Linked DNA regions of Homo sapiens: region 2 is linked to region 1. Evidence: chromatin loops called from intact Hi-C (ENCODE). Cell type or tissue: sigmoid colon. All regions are shown on one strand. Each heading gives the region's core, and the rest is flanking DNA. Links, peaks and the distances in the headings are about the cores only.

What was found. Peaks named below come from ENCODE experiments on the same cell type or tissue, not always from the same donor. Only the 100,000 strongest peaks of a DNase experiment are listed, where the experiment ranks them.
Region 2: a loop joins it to region 1, with 4 times the contacts of the local background. A loop is called at or near these places in 3 of 110 quality-filtered maps.

What each region holds. Positions count from the first base shown.
Region 1 is chr18:12,276,318-12,281,688 of GRCh38, reverse strand. It overlaps CIDEA (cell death inducing DFFA like effector a), which reads right to left. Exons shown (of 5, transcript NM_001279.4): 5 at 4,094-4,566. The coding sequence ends at 4,419. Among named protein-coding and RNA genes, the nearest start is that of CIDEA, 25 kb to the right of the region's middle. RefSeq lists enhancers at 38-3,992, 4,794-5,371. In sigmoid colon, for the core only: a CTCF peak has its summit at 2,482; DNase peaks (open chromatin) are centred at 1,388, 2,408, 2,728, 4,338 and 1 weaker place; H3K4me3 peaks cover 2,369 bases; H3K27ac peaks cover 2,194 bases.
Region 2 is chr18:11,945,107-11,950,477 of GRCh38, reverse strand. It overlaps LOC101927511 (a long non-coding RNA gene), which reads left to right and starts at 2,295. Exons shown (of 4, transcript XR_007066296.1): 1 at 2,295-2,378; 2 at 3,745-3,892. RefSeq lists enhancers at 1,876-2,623, 2,947-3,076, 2,644-3,412 and a cis regulatory region at 2,532-3,319. In sigmoid colon, for the core only: no CTCF peak of the experiment used is centred there; DNase peaks (open chromatin) are centred at 3,107, 3,507 and 4,118; H3K4me3 peaks cover 1,560 bases; H3K27ac peaks cover 970 bases.

The sequences.
Region 1 (5,371 bases), core at 117-5,116:
GGGGCATGAAGTGGGGGAGACCACTCAGTGGAGTGGAGGCTCAGAATAAAAGGCACTGCACTGATCATCAGATTTTAAAAGCAATAGCTCATGCCCATAATCCCAGTCCTCTGGGAGGCTGAGGTGAGAGGATCACTTGCACCCAGGAGTTGGAGAGCAGCCTGGGCAACATAGTAAGATCCTGTTGCTAACAACAAAAAAAAAATCTAAAAAAAAAAAAAAAAGATGATGAGCTGGGTGTGGTGGTGTGCACCTATAGTGTCAACTACTTGGGAGGCTGAGGTGGAAGATACATTTAAAAAAATGTTATGTTGGCCAGGCATGGTGGCTCACACCTGTAATCCCAGCACTTTGGGAGGCCAAGGTGGGTGCATCACCTGAGGTCAGGAGTTCAAGACTAGCCTGGCCAATGTGGTGAAACCCCAAAAATACAAAAATTACCTGGGTGTGGTGGCACGCACCTGTAATCCCAGCTATTCAGGAGGCTGAGGCAGGAGAATCGCTTGAACCCAGGAGGCGGAGTTTGCAGTGAGTCGAGACCACACCATTGTACTCCAGCCTAGGCAATAAGAGCGAAACTCCATCTCAAAAGAAAAAAAAAAAGTTATGTTGATTTTGCCACAATACAATAAAATCTTGGGGAAGACAGAGCTCTCCTCCTGGCCCACTGGGACTTGAGAGCTGGCTGTCAGAGCTGGAGGGCAGGCAGGTAGCCCCATGGCCTCTGCTGCTGGAGGGGGCCTGGTAATTCTAGCAAGGAATAGCTGTCCCCGTGGAGGTGATGGTAGAGAAAGGTGCTGGCCACAGTTTTCTTTCCCTACAATTTATAACACAGGAGGGAGTGGGAGCCAGGAGACCCTGTGTGGGGACAGTGCCATCCTGGGTGGAGGCCCACCCCCACATGTGGCTTGATGAGCCGCCCCCACCTCATCACATGAGGAGAAAGGAGAACTTCCCTTTGGGGAAATGGACCCCCGTTTTAGAATCCTAGTCCTGAAGAGGCCTACGCCATGGCTTTGAGCTGGGCTCCTGACCTGGCGGGTGGTGACAGTTTCCTTGGGGTGCAGGAGAAGGGCAAGCTGTGGCTGGCCAGCTGAAAAGTGCTGGCTGGAAGAGGGACCGTGTTTACATTTTTAAAATCTGGGCCAAGAAAATCTGTCTGGGAATGGAGTTCCTGGACCAAGTCGATTGGATCCTGATTTTATGGATGAAGACAGTGGTTTGGGCTGTGAAGTCTGGTCACTACAGGTGATTTTAGCCAGAGTCTGTCTCTGGCCATGAGATCATGGCTCTTAGAGCATTTCATTCTGATGTCCTCAGTTCATCCCAGGCCTGCACTCTGTTCCCTGCTGCTGGCAGAAAGTGCTCCTTGAATCTAGCCTACGGATCATGTGGCAGAAACACACCAGGACGCATGCGCGTGGGATGCTCATGGCAGCTACCTGTGTTTGTGCGCCTGAAAAAGAGGTCATAGGAGTGACGTCCAGGTCCATGTAGTGACTGCAGGAGCATGAAACCTGGGCTCATGGGAACCATTTCTTTTTTTCTGAATTGTGATTCTAGAAGTGAATAATTTCCAATTCGAGCTCTTCTGCTTGGCCCCATCAAAGACACACAGACGAACACTCAGCCCCTGAAGGGACACACACGCCACCCTGGGGGTTCAGCTGAAGGCTTAGGTGGAGGCGGCATCCAGGCCTCACAGGGTCCAGGCCCTGAGCCCGCTGGAGTGCCTTGGCTCTCCCCACCCACCCTCACCTGCATGGGGCACATCCTGGTCTGAGCTAGCGGGCTAAATGCAGATGATAGAGAAACTAAGATGAGAACGAGAAAGTGTCACATTTGGAGTGCCTGTCACCTAATCCGAACCAGAGACAAGACAGCCACGCCTGCTGGGACCCTTCCCCTAAGGGAGTGGGTTTCAATTCCACCAGTCTCCTGGCCAAGGGCCCACTGAAGACTTTGACAATAGCAAAACCAACCTTTGCTGCCTCCTCCCTGAGGCCTGGAGCCTCCCTGAGGGTTCTGCGAAGAGGCTGCTCTGTCCCGGGCCACTCCGTGAATCATGGGCACAGGAGACAGGGCGGCGGTGGCCGCAGCTCCTTCAGAAGCTCCCAAATGCCAAGAGGTCCTTCTGAATGTCCTCCCCTTTCCCATGGGGAGAAGGCCAGCCCGTCCCTTCCCCAATTCCTCCCTTCGAACAGGTTGGGCCCCCACAGTTTCCCCACCATCTGGACGTAGGCCTAGGGCCTCTCAGCGAGTGAGGGCAGGGGCTGAGTCAACAGGATCAGGCACTGGAGTGAAAATTCCTTTTTTGGAAGCCAGGCAGTCACTGCCCAGGCCGGTGGAATCCTTGGGAAGTGACGCAAGCCCAGAGTCAGTGAGAGGCAGGAGTGAGCGCCCCTCGGCCAGGCCGGCCACACGCCTGGCTACAGCCCTCCTCCTCACCTCCTCTCCTGCTGGCCCGAGGTGGGCAGGGCGGTCAGGAGCTCCTTATATAGGAAATGTTTTGAAGTCACAGCAGACGGCCTGTGCCTGAACACTCTTTGTAACCCTCGCTCTACCAGCAGCGCAGCTCATTCTGGAAGGCAAGAAGGGATAATACTGAAAGTGCCTGTTTTTTTCGCAGTGTGAAAGAAGAGCCTGTGCTTTGAGGAACGCCACCTCCTTTCCTTTTGTCTGTCCTGCTGTGGGGCCTGGCCCAGCTTCTCCAAGAACTGGCTCAGACACAGTGAGAGCCCAGGACTCAGCGCCGGTCACGGGGCCTCTCAAAGGGGACTGCAAACTGTCTGTGAAGGGAGGACCATCCCTGCCGGGAACGGCTGAGCAGCAGCTGGGAGCCCCGGGAAGGGGGTAGGGGAGGGGAGAGTTTTTCTTCCTCTAGGGTTCCGGGACACACTGTGGTGTCTTTCTGTGGCCAGAGTTGGTGGCTAGGGAAGGAAAAGGCCTCCAAGGCATCATTTCTTAATCAGGAAATATTTTTCTTCTAGCATCTGTTCCCCCTGATTCTAGGAACAGCACCCTATTTCTCTTTGGGGTGGCTCCAGGACTCAGTGTGTGGCCCAGCCTGGCAGAGCCACCAGCTGCTGTGTCTGCAGCATGAGGTGTAACCCAGGACATCCAATGGGGGGACAAGGTGTAGCCCAGAGCTTCCTGCTGCAGGGCCTGAGGTCTGCACTTGCTTCCACTTGAGGGGGTCCCCCCTCCCTGCAGGGAATCAGATCCAAGAGAGTGGGAGACAGATTCTTACAATGTTGTCTGATTGCCTTCGTCCAGCTGTGCCTGCAGCTAGAGATCCCAGCCACGGACAGGAGGTTCCTCGCAGCTGAGCCAGCATGAGGCACAGCTCCACCTTGGCAACGCGGTGCCCCACCTGGCTGCAGGCAGAATCTGCAGCTGAGGGTGCAGCAGTTGTTTTTTGGTTTTTAAGAAAAAGGCTGGGCCGGGTGTGGTGGCTCACGTCTGTAATCTCAGAACTTTGGGAGGCCCAGGTAGGAGGATTGCTTGAGTCTAGGAGTTTGAGACCAGTCTGAGCAACATAGCAAGACCCCATCTCTACAAAAATAAAAAAAACTAGGGGTGGTGGTGTGCACTTGTAATCTCAGCTACTCAGGAGGCTGAGGTGGGAGGATGGCTTGAGCCCAGGGAGGTCGAGGCAGCAGTGAGCCGAGATCAGGCCGCTGTACTCCAGCTTGGGTGACAGAGCTAGACCCTGTCTCAAAAAAAAAAAAAAAAAAAAAAGAAGAAAAAGAAAAAAGAGGCTGAAAAAGTAAAGTCCTTTCACTTTCACAAGTGAAAAAGTAAAAAAGTCCTTGAAGACCTCCACAATTTGAGTCCTTCAGTGTGAGGGCCCCTTTGAGCCTGTTAAAAATCCATGTTTGAAAAAAACATACAATAACATTTTGCAGCTTGTTATTTTTGTGGCACTAATAAAGACTTATGAGAGATTATATCTGTTAGCAGAATATTCCTGGATGAGTTTTGCTTCTATATAAAGTTTTTTTTTTTTTTTGCTGTTCTGATAGTTTTGTTTTGTTTTGTTTGCTTTTTGCTCTTCTGAGAGATAAAGGAGACACAGGAAGTGTCACACATCTTGAAGGTCATTCTTGCGATGGGTTTATTGCAGGAGATGATGGACCAAATGGCTCTGACACATGCACACGCTCCTGGGCACGCCTGCTGCGTGCTCGCTTCCCATGACCCCCAGGGCCCTCTATGCCTCCCCCCCAGGGCACCCTGCCCACTGCCCCCACTTCATGTACCACCAAGCCCTTTCCTTTTCTGGGCACCACTCCTGAGCAGCGTGACCAGCGGCCTCCAAGTGCATGTGGCTCAGAACATAAAAGCATCTTCAACATTCGTCATTGAGCCAAACGAAACACAGTGTTTGGCTCAAGAGCCGGCGACAGCCTGCATCCCTATCCACACGTGAACCTGCCCTTGGCTTGTGACCGGAGGGATGGCCGCTCTTCCTTGTCATCCAGCACCCGGAGCATGTATGTGCCCAGATAGATGAGAAACTGTCCCGTCACCTGGGCGGAGTAGGACAGGAACCGCAGCAGACTCCTGTGGCAGAGGCAGATGGGGAGGCTTTAGCTTGGGATTTTGGGCCAGTGAGAAACAGACAGGATGGGAATACTTCACTCCCCCCACCAAAAGGCACTCGGAGGAGGCCAGGCTGACATTTAGAGCATGGCTGTCTGACTCTCAGAGTGCACGTGTCCCAGGGCTGGCACAGATGCAGCTGCCGTGGCAGTGGGTCTGGCCAGGAGCAGGTCTCTGTGAGCTCCCTGAGGACCCCCTTGCTGCTGGCCCAAGACCACCGCAAGAAGCACGGCTCCCATGAGCCACCTGAAGTGCGGCCTGCTTGTTGAGTGGCTGGCAAGCTCTGTGTGGAGCAGATGGCCGCACCCGCACAGGTGTGCTGTGTCCTGGGCTTCGGCTGCTGGGCTGTTCTAGGGGCCCTGCTACTGAAATCCCTTCCCTTCCTAAGGTAGTAGCAGGACATTCAGCAGTGACTGAGCCCATGGGGATGCGATAGCCAAGCCTGGGCAGCTGTCTCATCAGGAGGGCCCACTGCCCCCAGCACCCACAACAGGGTCCCTAGCAGGCGGTGCCTCCAGTGTGGGGGCTGTCGTGAGTTCCATGGCTGCTTGTGGTGTCATCGGATTTATCAGAGAATACAAATTAGTAACAAGAAGGCTGAACTTGTCTTTCAAGAAAGACTTTGTGGCCAGGTGTGGTGGCTCATGCCTATAATCCCAGCACTTTCAGAGGCTGAGGTGGGAGGATCGCTTGAGTCCAAGAGTTGGAAGCTGCAGTGAACTATGATTGTGCTACTGCACTCCAGCCTGGGGGACAGTGTGAGACC
Region 2 (5,371 bases), core at 132-5,131, 330 kb after region 1:
CTTGGCTCACTGCAGCCTCAACCTCCCCAGCTCAGAGATCCTTCCAGGTCAGCCTTCTGAGTAGCTGGGACTACAGGTGCACACCACCACGCCCAGGTAATTATTTAATTTTTGCAGTGACGGGGGTCTAGCTATGTTGCCCAGGCTGGTCTCAAACTCCTGGGCTCAAGTGATCCTCCCACCTTGGCTTCCAAAGTGCTGGGATTACAGGCATGAGCCACCCTGCTGGCGGGGCCTTTTTTTCAGAATGATTATTTTCTATTGTTGAGATGTAGCTGATGTGAGCTGGCTTCTTGGTAGTCTTGAAATAGCCTGTATTTTTTACTACAAGCAAGTTATGTCACACCAATTTTAATTTTTCCTCTCCCAAGAAACACAAGCAGTCCATGAGTGAAAGCAGCCAAGGGGCCCTGAAGAGGTAATACAGATTGTAGACCACTTTAGTAAATACCATGAGTTTGTTTTCATGTATCTAATTTACCTTCATCTTTACCAAGAACTTTTTTGTTTAAAACACTCTTGTCCTGCACTAAGATTTTCAATATATTTCCCTCCCTTTTCTGAGCTATTAGCCTCTCTCTTCTCTGAGACGGAGTCTCGCTGTTACCCAGGCTGGAGTGCGGTGGCGCGATCTCGGCTCACTGCAACCTCTGCCTCCTGGGTTCAAGCTCTCCTGCCTTAGCCTCCTGAGTAGCTGGGATTACAGGTATGCGCCACCAAGCCTGGCTAATTTTTGTATTTTTAGTATAGACGGGGTTTTACCATGTTGGTCAGGCTGGTCTCAAACTCCTGACCTTGTGATCCACCCACCTCGGCCTCCCAAAGTGCTGGAATTACAGGCATTAGCCACCATGCCCAGCCCTATCTTCTTACCAATTTTAATGTGCCGTACTGTATGTGATTATCCCCAACCAATTGTTTAAATCATATAGTCTAGCCTATTATGTGAATGGGCACCTACCTAAATCTTGAAACTCTTCACCTAGGTTGCAATTATATTCCCCTCTCCTTTAAAAATCCTTATATGTCTCATTGATTGTTCTTCCAGATTCATTTACCAACCACCACACTCTATTAGAAGCCAGAGTTTATGGGGTTAGAGCTGGAAAACTGACAAAGTAAATTTCCTTTAGTACCTCTCATAACATCCCAAGTCAATATGATGCTTCATGTTAAGCAGTGCAATCACAGCAAGTAATAAGATTCTACATACCAAACCACATTTAGCTTGTTGTCTTCGAGTTTTTGGTAGAGCCTTGTGCTGGGGGTGGCAGGAAGAGAGAGGGGACACAGCATGGCCAGTGCTATATAGCATGGAATGCTTTTAACAGAGAACAAAGTGTTTGTACTAAAAGGCAGGAATCTGGGGCTCAGTAGGTGTTGAGTAACTGAATTGCTATGAATGATTTTCCGTCAAAATCTAAATAACATTCCAGCCTTTGCCAGCTTCATAGGGGAATTAGATAGTAGGAATGCACTGAGTTTGTGCTCCTGGGAAGACTCCACGATTGGGGGAAGGAAGGCAACAGAAATGAGGGCAGGGATGTTGTTTATCTCCGTCCAAGCACAGGAGGCCCCGGGTGGGATGACAGGTGGGATGACCTCCGTTTACTGGTGGCCCAAAAGCACACCTATGCCTTCAGGATGAAGTGCGCTCTGCTCCTCACCCAAAGGTTTATTTCTGGAAACCTTTAACTGAAGTACATGCACATTCAGAAGAATACATGTATCCTGAACATACAACTCACTGGACTGTCACAAACTGACCATACCTATGCAACCAGCACCAGGTCAAAAAGATATTATTTTATTTTAATTAATTTATTATTATTATTTTGGAGACAGGGTCTGGCTCTGTCTCCCAGGCCGAAATGCTGTGTCATGATCTTGGCTCACCGCAACCTCCACCTCCCGGGTTCAAATGATTCTCCTGCCTCAGCCTCCGGAGTAGCTGGGATTATAGGCGTCCGCCACTATGCCTGGGCTAATTTTTGTATTTTTAGTAGAGACAGGGTTTCGCCACATTGCTCAGGCTGGTCTCGAACTCCTGACCTCAAGTGATCCACCTGCCTCGGCATCCCAAAATGCTGGGATTATAGATGTGAGCCACCGCGCCCAGCTAAAAAGATATTTTAATAATATGAATGCAACTCTGCATGTGCATGAAATGCAAAGGTGACAGGGTGTTATGAAAATGTCTCCCTTCCCTCTATTTTCTAGTCACCCAGATTTCCTATTAAGAAAAAAAAATTGTCATTAGTTTCTTAACCAATGGGTTTTAAACCAGACTTCCTGACATCTGTAAGATCTTGGCTTGGGCTCGCGGCCTCGGTGAGGCTGGAAGGGTCTTTGTGTGAGCTCAGGACGGCGCTGGACAGGTGGGCCCTGGCTCCAGCTCCGGCTGCAGCGTCTTCCCCGCGCTCCCGAGCCTATCCCTCGGGCGCCGGCCTGGGCTGTCCAGCGAGAGGGGCGGAGGGGCAGGGCCCCGGGCTAGGTCCAGGCCCGCAGCTGGCATCAGGGGGGGCCTGGGTGGGAAGACCGGTTGGGGTGGGGGTGCACAGACCCGGGGAATCTGAGACGCAAGGTTTCCGGCTCTTGGCCGCTAGTGAGGAAGGCTCGAGGCCGATCCTGGCCCAAAGCAGGGCGCCGGGCCATTGTCAGTCCTGGGAAGGGGGATTGGGAGGAGCCCCAGAGGGGCGGCCATTCCCTGGGGCGGCGTGGAAGGGAGGCAGCACCTCCAGGCGACAAGTAGAGCTGGGCCCTGGCGGGCTGCCACGGGGGTGTCTGGCAGTCTCTCCTGGGTCTAGGGCTGTTCCTCTGAGGTCACGAGGTGGTCCTTCGGGTGTGTCTGGGGTAAGCCCCTCTAGAATCTGGGGGCGGCCTCCCGGGGGCCATACTGCATCACGTAGTGGAGGTAAGCAGAAGCCCGTTGGGGAGGGCCCGCGGTGCTTCTGGTTTGAAGATCTCCAGGAAGAGTGATTTTAAAAAATAGCCTGACTGACGTGTAAAGAACCCTATCAAGTACCGTTTGCTGAGTCATGAGTGCCTGTTCAAGTTCAAGCCTGAGAACGGAGGGAAGGGGTGGGTGAAAAAGGACTCGCCAACGCCGCGGCGCCTCTAAGCTGGTAAATACGGCCGGCCTGAAGTGGGCCAAAGGTCGCCGCCTGAGGGACACACAGGCCCAGGCCCAGCGGCTGGCCTGAGTCTACGCGGTTTGTGGTTCCTCCTTAGGAAGCCAGATATGGCACTTTCACTTTAAAGATAAAGAAAACGATTTTAAATGAAAATAATTTTTTTTTCCCTTAAGGGGTGTACACTTTTACTTGGGTCACCTTTTGGTCTTCTTTCTTTTAATAAAGAAACCCAAAAGTATGATCTCTCTCAAGTTTTCTTATGTAAAAAAAATGTATAATTTTATTTTGTATAGAGACGAGGTCTTGCTCTGTTGCTCACACTAGAGTGCAGTGGCTCAATCATAGCTCACTATGGGCTCCTGGGCTCAAGCCATCCTCCCTCCTAGACCTCCCGAAGTGCTGAGGTTACAAGCATGAGCCACTGCACTGGCTTCTCATGTTTATCTATTATCTGGTGCCAACAAAAGGAGCTATTTTAACTCATCAGCATTGCAGTTAGTTTTGAAGCTGACCATCCGATAGATGTTTATGGACAGTTCAATCCTGGGCTATGTAATTTTGGAAATAAAATGATAAAATTGTTTTTCTGATTCTATGGTTTATCTTCTAGTTGGGAAGATAAAACCAGCACGTGTAATGTAATACATGACAATGGAAGATTCTACGTAATTAAGGGTTAACTCTGAAATCAGAAGACAAGTTTTCCAAGACTTGGGAAGGTGGAGAGATCAGAGATCAGTGAGAGAACAAAGAATCGGGTAAGTATTTCAAGAAGAGGCGCGTCTTACAGTGTGGATCACATTTCTGTATGGGTGAGGTGGCTCACGCCTGTAATCCTAACATTTTTTTTTTTTTTTTTTTTGTGACTGAGTCTCGCTCTGTAGCCCAGGCTGGAGTGCAGTGGTGCAATCTTGGTTCACTGCAACCTCCGCCTCTAACACTTTGGGAGGCCGAGGTGGGCGGATGGCTTGAGTCCAGGAATTCAAGACCAGCCTAGGCAACATGGCGAAACCCCTTCTCTACAAAAAATACAAAATTTAGCCGGGCGTGGTGGCACATGCCTGTGGTCCCAGCTACTCAGAAGGCTGAAGTGGGAGCATTGCTTGAGCCCAGGAGGTTGAGGTTCCATTGAGCCATGATTGCGCCACTGCATTCCAGTCTTGGTGACAGAGTGAGACTGTGTCTCAAAAAAAAAAAATTCTGTGAGTACTTGCTGGGTTACACTAAATGAAACCTCCTGGTTGATAGCTGAATGCTACGCACGCGTGCGCGTGCACACACACACACACACACACACACACACACGGTACAGATGGGGTCTCTCTATGTTGCCCAGGCTGGTCTCAAACTCCTGGGCTCAAGCAATCCTTCCTCCTCAGCCTCCCAAGGTGTTGGGATTACAGGCATGAGCCACTGTGCCCGTCAATAATAATTTTTTTTTTTTTTTTAGACGGAGTCTCGCTCTATTGCCCAGGCTGGAGTGCAGTGGTGCGATCTCTGCTCACTGCAAGCTCCACCTCCCGGGTTCACACCATTCTCCTGCCTCAGCCTCCCGAGCAGCAGGCGCCTGCCACCACGCCCAGCTAATTTTTGTATTTTTAGTAGAGTCAGGGTTTCACCGTGTTAGCCAGGATGGTGTCAATCTCCTGACCTCGTGATCTGCCCGCCTCTGCCTCTCAAAGTGTTGGGATTACAGGTGTGAGCCACCACGCCCGGCCCAGTAATTCTTTATATTACTCACTCTTTTGGAATAACTGGTGTAGCTTCTCTCTCTTTATTGGACCCTGATAAGAGAATCACTTAGTATTAATTCTTTTGTGTTTGGCTAACATCATCATCATTTTGTTGGTGAGACTCAATCAAATTGTTACAGGTGATGCAGGATTTTTTGCCCCTTAGCTCAGATAGGTCTGGGTTCTTGTCTCATGACCAGAAAGAAGTACGCATGTGGACACTGAAAGAGTAAGGTGGAAAGTTTTATTGAGTGATTAAACAGCTTTTAGCGGGGAAGGGACATGGGGGTGGTCCCCCTACCTCAAGGCAGGAAAGTTCTCAATATGGCTAAGCCCGGGGCTTTTTGTGGGCTCAGAATAAGGAGTGTGTGATAATTGGTTTGTGAGTATGCAAAATGGGTCAAAGCAAAGACACCACTCAAAGGTGGGCATGACAGTGTAGAAAGCCAATTAGGAAAGGGTAGGTATATGTAAAATAGGTGAAGGATGGAGATCAATCAGAGG